Linked DNA regions of Homo sapiens: region 2 is linked to region 1. Evidence: read pairs that join two places in POLR2A ChIA-PET (ENCODE). Cell type or tissue: PC-9. All regions are shown on one strand. Each heading gives the region's core, and the rest is flanking DNA. Links, peaks and the distances in the headings are about the cores only.

Evidence for each region. Peaks named below come from ENCODE experiments on the same cell type or tissue, not always from the same donor. Only the 100,000 strongest peaks of a DNase experiment are listed, where the experiment ranks them.
Region 2: POLR2A ChIA-PET joins it to region 1 with 5 read pairs; 1 of 35 experiments calls an interaction of 5 or more read pairs at or near these places.

The regions. Positions count from the first base shown.
Region 1 is chr2:46,152,200-46,155,109 of GRCh38, reverse strand. All of the region lies in intron 13 of PRKCE (protein kinase C epsilon), which reads right to left. Among named protein-coding and RNA genes, the nearest start is that of EPAS1, 140 kb to the left of the region's middle. In PC-9, for the core only: no CTCF peak of the experiment used is centred there; a DNase peak (open chromatin) is centred at 1,600.
Region 2 is chr2:47,338,865-47,341,774 of GRCh38, reverse strand. All of the region lies in intron 1 of EPCAM-DT (EPCAM divergent transcript), which reads left to right. Among named protein-coding and RNA genes, the nearest start is that of EPCAM-DT, 4.8 kb to the left of the region's middle. RefSeq lists a silencer at 1,391-1,685. In PC-9, for the core only: no CTCF peak of the experiment used is centred there; a DNase peak (open chromatin) is centred at 1,664; H3K4me3 peaks cover 504 bases; H3K27ac peaks cover 2,033 bases.

The DNA of each region.
Region 1 (2,910 bases), core at 260-2,759:
TTACCCTGCCCCACCCAGTCCTGTTCACCTTCCACAGCTCCTGCTGGGCTCTTGCAGGCATTTAACTTTGAAATATGTGATAAAATGGAAAGAACAGAGAGCTAAGAGCTGTTTCTGTTTTTTATCAAACAGTTACATAGCTCCTACAATGTGCTTGGCACTGTTCTCAGCCCTTGGGACGCGTCTGAGAAATAAGCTGGAAAACGTTCCTGCCCTCACGAAGCTCAGTCTTGTGGAAGGAAATAGACAATAAACATAATACATAATATATATAGTGGGTTAGAAAGTGGAAACTGCTATCAGGTATCAACTGAGCAGGATAAAGGTGGATAGGGAAGGGGACAAGGTTTAGTTTTTTGTAAAAAAAAAAAAAAAAGCCTCACTGAGAAAATGCTACTGAGTCAACCTATGAAAATGTTGGCACTAAGAGGGCAGCAGGAGAAAGGGGTAGCAAAGGAGATGGAGAAGCAGCCGCCCAATGCCAGAGGAGACCCAGTCCCAGAGGGCGAGGACAAGGAGGACTTTAACACGGAGGGGCTTGGCTGAGCCAGTGAATGTGGCTGGGAGGCTCCAAGGCAGGGGTCCTGAAAGCTTCAAAGAGCCACAGGGGGCCGAGGAGAAATGCGGCGGCGGGCGGGGGGGTTGGGGGGGGTGGGGCGGGGTGGGGAGGGCCGTGAGGACATCAAGGCAGAGAAGTGCAACAGAAGTAATTTCCACGAGTAGCAAGAACCATTCTCGGAGTGAGAGGCCCAGCCCAGAACACACATTGAATTTGGAAAGTTGGATAAACTAGTATCCCTAAATAAGACTAGTACCCCCGAGGCCTCCTCACTGGCTTGGGGCAAGGGTGGAGGACTTTTGGAGGCTGGCAGGAGAGGCACCCTCCAGACCACGCTCTCCCCAGCAGCCAGAGCTACCTTCTAGGTGTACCAGCCAGGTCCCTCCCCTGTCTGGTCCTCCGAGGGTTAGCCCTGCACTGGGAATCGAATGGAAGCTCTCGTGGCATAAGAAGCCCTGCATACCCAGGCCGGGCGTGGAGGCTCACGCCTGTAATCCCAGCACTTTGTGAGGCTGAGGCGGGCGGATCACGAGGTCAGGAGATGGAGACCATCCTGGCTAACACGGTGAAACCCTGCCTCTACTAAAAATACAAAAATTAGCCAGGCATGGTGGTGGGCGCCTGTAATCCCAGCTACTCGGGAGGCTGAGGCAGGAGAATCTCTTGAACCCGGGAGGCGGAAGTTGCAGTGAGCAGAGATCGTGCCGCTGCACTCCAGCCTGGGTGACAGAGCGAGACTTGGTCTCAAAAAAAAAAAAAAAAAAAAAAAGAAGAAGAAGAAGAGGAAGAGGAGGAAGAAGAGGAAGAGGAGGACGAAGAAGAAGAAGCAGCCCTGCATACTCAGACACCGCCATCCCGTCACCCTCCTCGTGCCCACTCTCCCTGAGCTCCTTTTGGGTTGTCCACCCTGGCAGATGTTTTCTAGTCCAAGGCCTGTGCACTTGCTCTTCCTTCTGAACAGACGCCCTTTCCCCCAGTAGCCACCTGACTGAAACCTCGCCTTAGTGTCCCCTCATGGGACAGGCATTTCCAGACTCAAGAGCACCCCATGCAGCCTGTTGCTCCTCATTTCCTGAGCCTCTGCATGTGTCTTTTTGCACTTGTTACCATTTAGTACAATATACAGTCATTTGTCTGTTCATTTATTCACTAGTCTGTAAGCAGGGACTGTGTTGTTTGTATCACCAGCGCCTGGCATAGTGCCTGCCAATAAATATTTATAGAATAAATGAATAAATAGTCTTTACTAGATGCTCAATAAATATTTGTTTAATAAATGAATGCATGAATGAACATACTCTATTTGCCTCCTTCACTTCTCTTATCCCAATTGTGGCTACCTATTGATATATTTTTAATTTATTAAAAATAATAAATAATTCCACAGGATTGGAAACTTCACAAGGCAGAGACCAGGTCTCACCAATACTTATTCAGCATCTAGCACCATGCCTAGCATGTTGGAAGTGCTCAATAGATAGTAGTTCATTGAATGAATGAATGAAAGAGAGAGGGAGGAGAGTAAGGGCAGAGGGGAGAGAAGGAATGAGGTGAGGGAAAGAGGAAAGGAAGGAGGAAAAAAAAACTACAGAAAAGGGTAACATGTTCTGATGTGGAGTTTTCTAAAACATGGTACATGCACCCTCAGATACCTACAAAATGGTTTTAGATCTTTCAAAAATTTTTATACAATAATTTACATTAGGTAGGGTGTAGTGGCTCACACCTGTAATCCCAGCACTTTGGGAAGCCGAGGTGGGTGGATCATGAGGTCAGGAGTTCGGAACCAGCCTGGCCAACATGGCGAAACCCCATCTCTACTAAAAATACAAAAATTAGCTGAGCATGGTGGTGGGCGCCTGTAATCCTAGCTACTCGGGAGGCTGAGGCAGGAGAATCTCTTGAACCCGAGAGGCAGAGGTTGCAGTGAGCCGAGATCACGCCACTGCACTCCAGCCTGGGTAACAAAGCAACACTCCATCTTGAAAAAAAATTACATTAATTCATTATGGCAAGTGATACTGATTTTCTACCTACGATAATGGTATAAAATTTCTTTGTAAAATACAGGCTGGGCGCAGTGGCTCATGTCTGTAATCCCAGCACTTTGGGAGGCTGAGGTGGGCGGATCACCTGAGGTCAAGAGTTCAAGGCCAGCCTGGCCAACATGGTGAAATCTTGTCACTACTAAAAATACAAAAATTAGCCAGGCATGATGGCGGGTGCCTGTAATCCCAGCTACTCAGGAGGCTGAGGCAGGAGAATCACTTGAACCTGGGAGGAGGAGATTGCAGTGAGCCAAGATAGCACCATTGCACTCCAGCCTGGCCATTGCAGTGAGACTCTGTCTA
Region 2 (2,910 bases), core at 323-2,822, 1.2 Mb before region 1:
GTGCGCCACCATGCCCGGCCAAAATCATTGTTTCTTATGGGGTGCTATCCTGCAGGGCAACATAGTAGGATATTTTGCAATATCCCTGGCCTCTACCCACCAGACGTCTTGCAGTATCCTCCAATTATGACAATGCAAAATGCCTATAGACATCACCAAATGTCACTGTATGCCAAATTTCCCCCATTTGCAAACCACTGCATCATACAAATTTTTCTCCATGAAATGCTTCACACAGGGCTTCCATGAGGATTGGAATTCATTAGTCTAGTTCCAGAGCAAAACCAAGAAACTCAGTATTGGCCAGGTGCAGTGGCTCACACCTGTAATCTCAGCATTTTGGGAGGCCGAGGCGGGCGGATCACGAGGTCAGGAGATAGAGACCATCCTGGCCAACATGGTGAAACCCCGTCTCTACTAAAAACACAAAAATTAGCCAGGCGTGGTGGTGGGCGCCTGTAGTCCCAGCTACTCAGGAGGCTGAGGCAGGAGAATGGCGTGAACCCAGGAGGCGGAGCTTGCAGTGAGCCGAGATCACACCACTGCACTCCAGCTTGGGCGACTGAGCAAGACTGTCTCCAAAAAAAAAAAAAAAAAAAAAAATGAAACTCAGTATCACTTTCTGTTGAGTTTATAACAGTGCTTCTTCCCAATTCTACCTTCGACGTGGGTAAGTAGATTCCTACTCAGGGCCCCAGACCTTAAACAGACCTGCTCTAGGCTTGTTTAAGCCAAGTCTCTTCCCATGGAGGAGGGAGTCAACAGGGCGAAGAGAATATGTCCACTGGAGCCTGTTCCCTCTCTCCTAGACCATTCTGGGTGCTCGCAGGACATCAAAATTTCTTGCACAGAAGGGTCAAGTCTACCTACAGGGCATACACAGCTTTTTCGCAGGGTCACTTCTCCAGACTGGGCCATGACACTGGGGTGGCCCACGTGGGGTCATGGAGTGTCAATGTAGATGGAGCTTAGATGTGTGGCCTATGCTATTTTTGGCAACGTAAATGGAGCTTAGATATGTGGGCTGTACTATTGCCCCAGATCCTGCAAATGCAACACAAGGGCCTGCTCTCTCCTTCTTGAGCCACCAGCTCTCTTACAAGATGTCATTGAGATCGCTAGCAACTCCAAAGCCTCTGTGTACCTTCTCCACTTTCCTCAATCTCTACAGAAGGTGGTGATAAGCACTCACCCCAAGTGGAGAACCAGAAGGGAAAATAAGAGGTTCCGAGAGCCCAGAGAATTCCCCCTCAGAGCAAGCAGGGGCTAGACAGCTTTGTACCTCTCCACTGAGCAAAGAGCACTACCCCGTGATCAGTGAAACACTCTCCAGGAAAACACCAGCATTCCTGGTAGATTTGTTTTCCTTTGCTTGTCTCTAATCGACACACAAGACCTTCTCTGGGCTATGGATTCCACAGTCAGATATTTAGAGAGATGTCGCCACTGCCTTCTCCTCAGTGAAGCAGTCTGGCTGATGCTCCCCCAGGGGAAATGAATCACTCTCTTGATTTTGAACTTGCACAGCCTGTTACTCACACCTTGGCTAGTGACTGACCTGTTCCATCACACCTTCTGTAGAGGCGAATCCTATGAGCTCCCGTAAGGCAGCAGCACCTGACTCACCTGGCTTCCCCACTGGGCCTAGCACAGGGCTCACACACGGTGCAGCTGCTCAGGTGTTCCTCCCTAAATCAATTAACTTTAAAATTCCACCTGGTTGGGATCAAAGTCATTGAGATTTATGAGAAAAACCAGTCCAACCAGTCCCCACTTCATGATTTTCCCCTGTGGCTCTTAGATCCTGAATCTGGTTTATTTTGTCAACTTAATATCCTGCTATCAACACTCACTTTATACTTGGCCCATGCATGGGTAGGGGCGGAGCTTCTTTACATTCTAAAGACTGGGAGCATCAAAAAGAGGAAGTTTTAGAGATTGTATTAGTTCCCTAGGGCTGCTGTAACAAAATGCCACAGACAAGGTGGCTTAAAACAACAGAAATATGGCCGGGCATGGTGGCTCATGCCTGTAATCCTAGCAGTTTGGGAGGCTGAGGTGGGAGGATCACCTGAGGTCAGGAGTTCGAGACCAGCCTGACCAACATGGAGAAACCCCATCTCTACTGAAAATACGAAAAAATTAGCCGGGCATGGTGGCGGGCGCCTGTAATCCCAGCTACTTGGGAGGCTGAGGCAGGAGAATCGCTTGAACCTGGGAGGTGGAGATTGCGGTGAGCCAAAATCATGCCACTGCACTCCAGCCTGGGCAACAAGAGCAAAACTCCATCTCAGAAAAACAAAAAAACAAACAAAACCCAGAAATATATTCTCTCTGGTTCTGAAGGTCAGAAGTCCAAAATCTAGGTGTTGGGCAGGGCCTCACACTCTCTGAAGGCTCTCAGAGAGCCTTCCTTGCCTCTTTCTTACTTCTGGGCGTGTTCCTCAGCTTATAGATATCTATCATTGCATGGCATTTTCCCTGTGTGTCTTCTCTGTGTTCAAATGTCCTTTTTTTTTTTTTTTTTTTTCTTGAGATGGAGTCTTGCTCTGTCACCCAGGCTGGAGTGCAATGGTGCAATCTCGGCTAACTGCAATCTCTGTCTCCCGGGCTCCGGTGATTCTCCTGCCTCAGCCTCCCGAGTAGCTGGGACTACAGGTGCCTGCCACCATGCCCGGCTAATTTTTGTATTTTTAGTAGAGACAGGGTTTCACCATGTTGGCCAGGCTGGTCTTGAACTCCTGACCTCAGGTGATCCACTGGCCTTGGCCTCCCAAAGTGTTGGGATTACAGATGTGAGCCACCACACCTGGTACCGCACCCCCCCCTTTATAATAAGGACACCAGTCATTGGGTTAGGCTTTACCCTAACTCAGTATGACTTGATTACGTCTGCAAAGAGCCTATTTC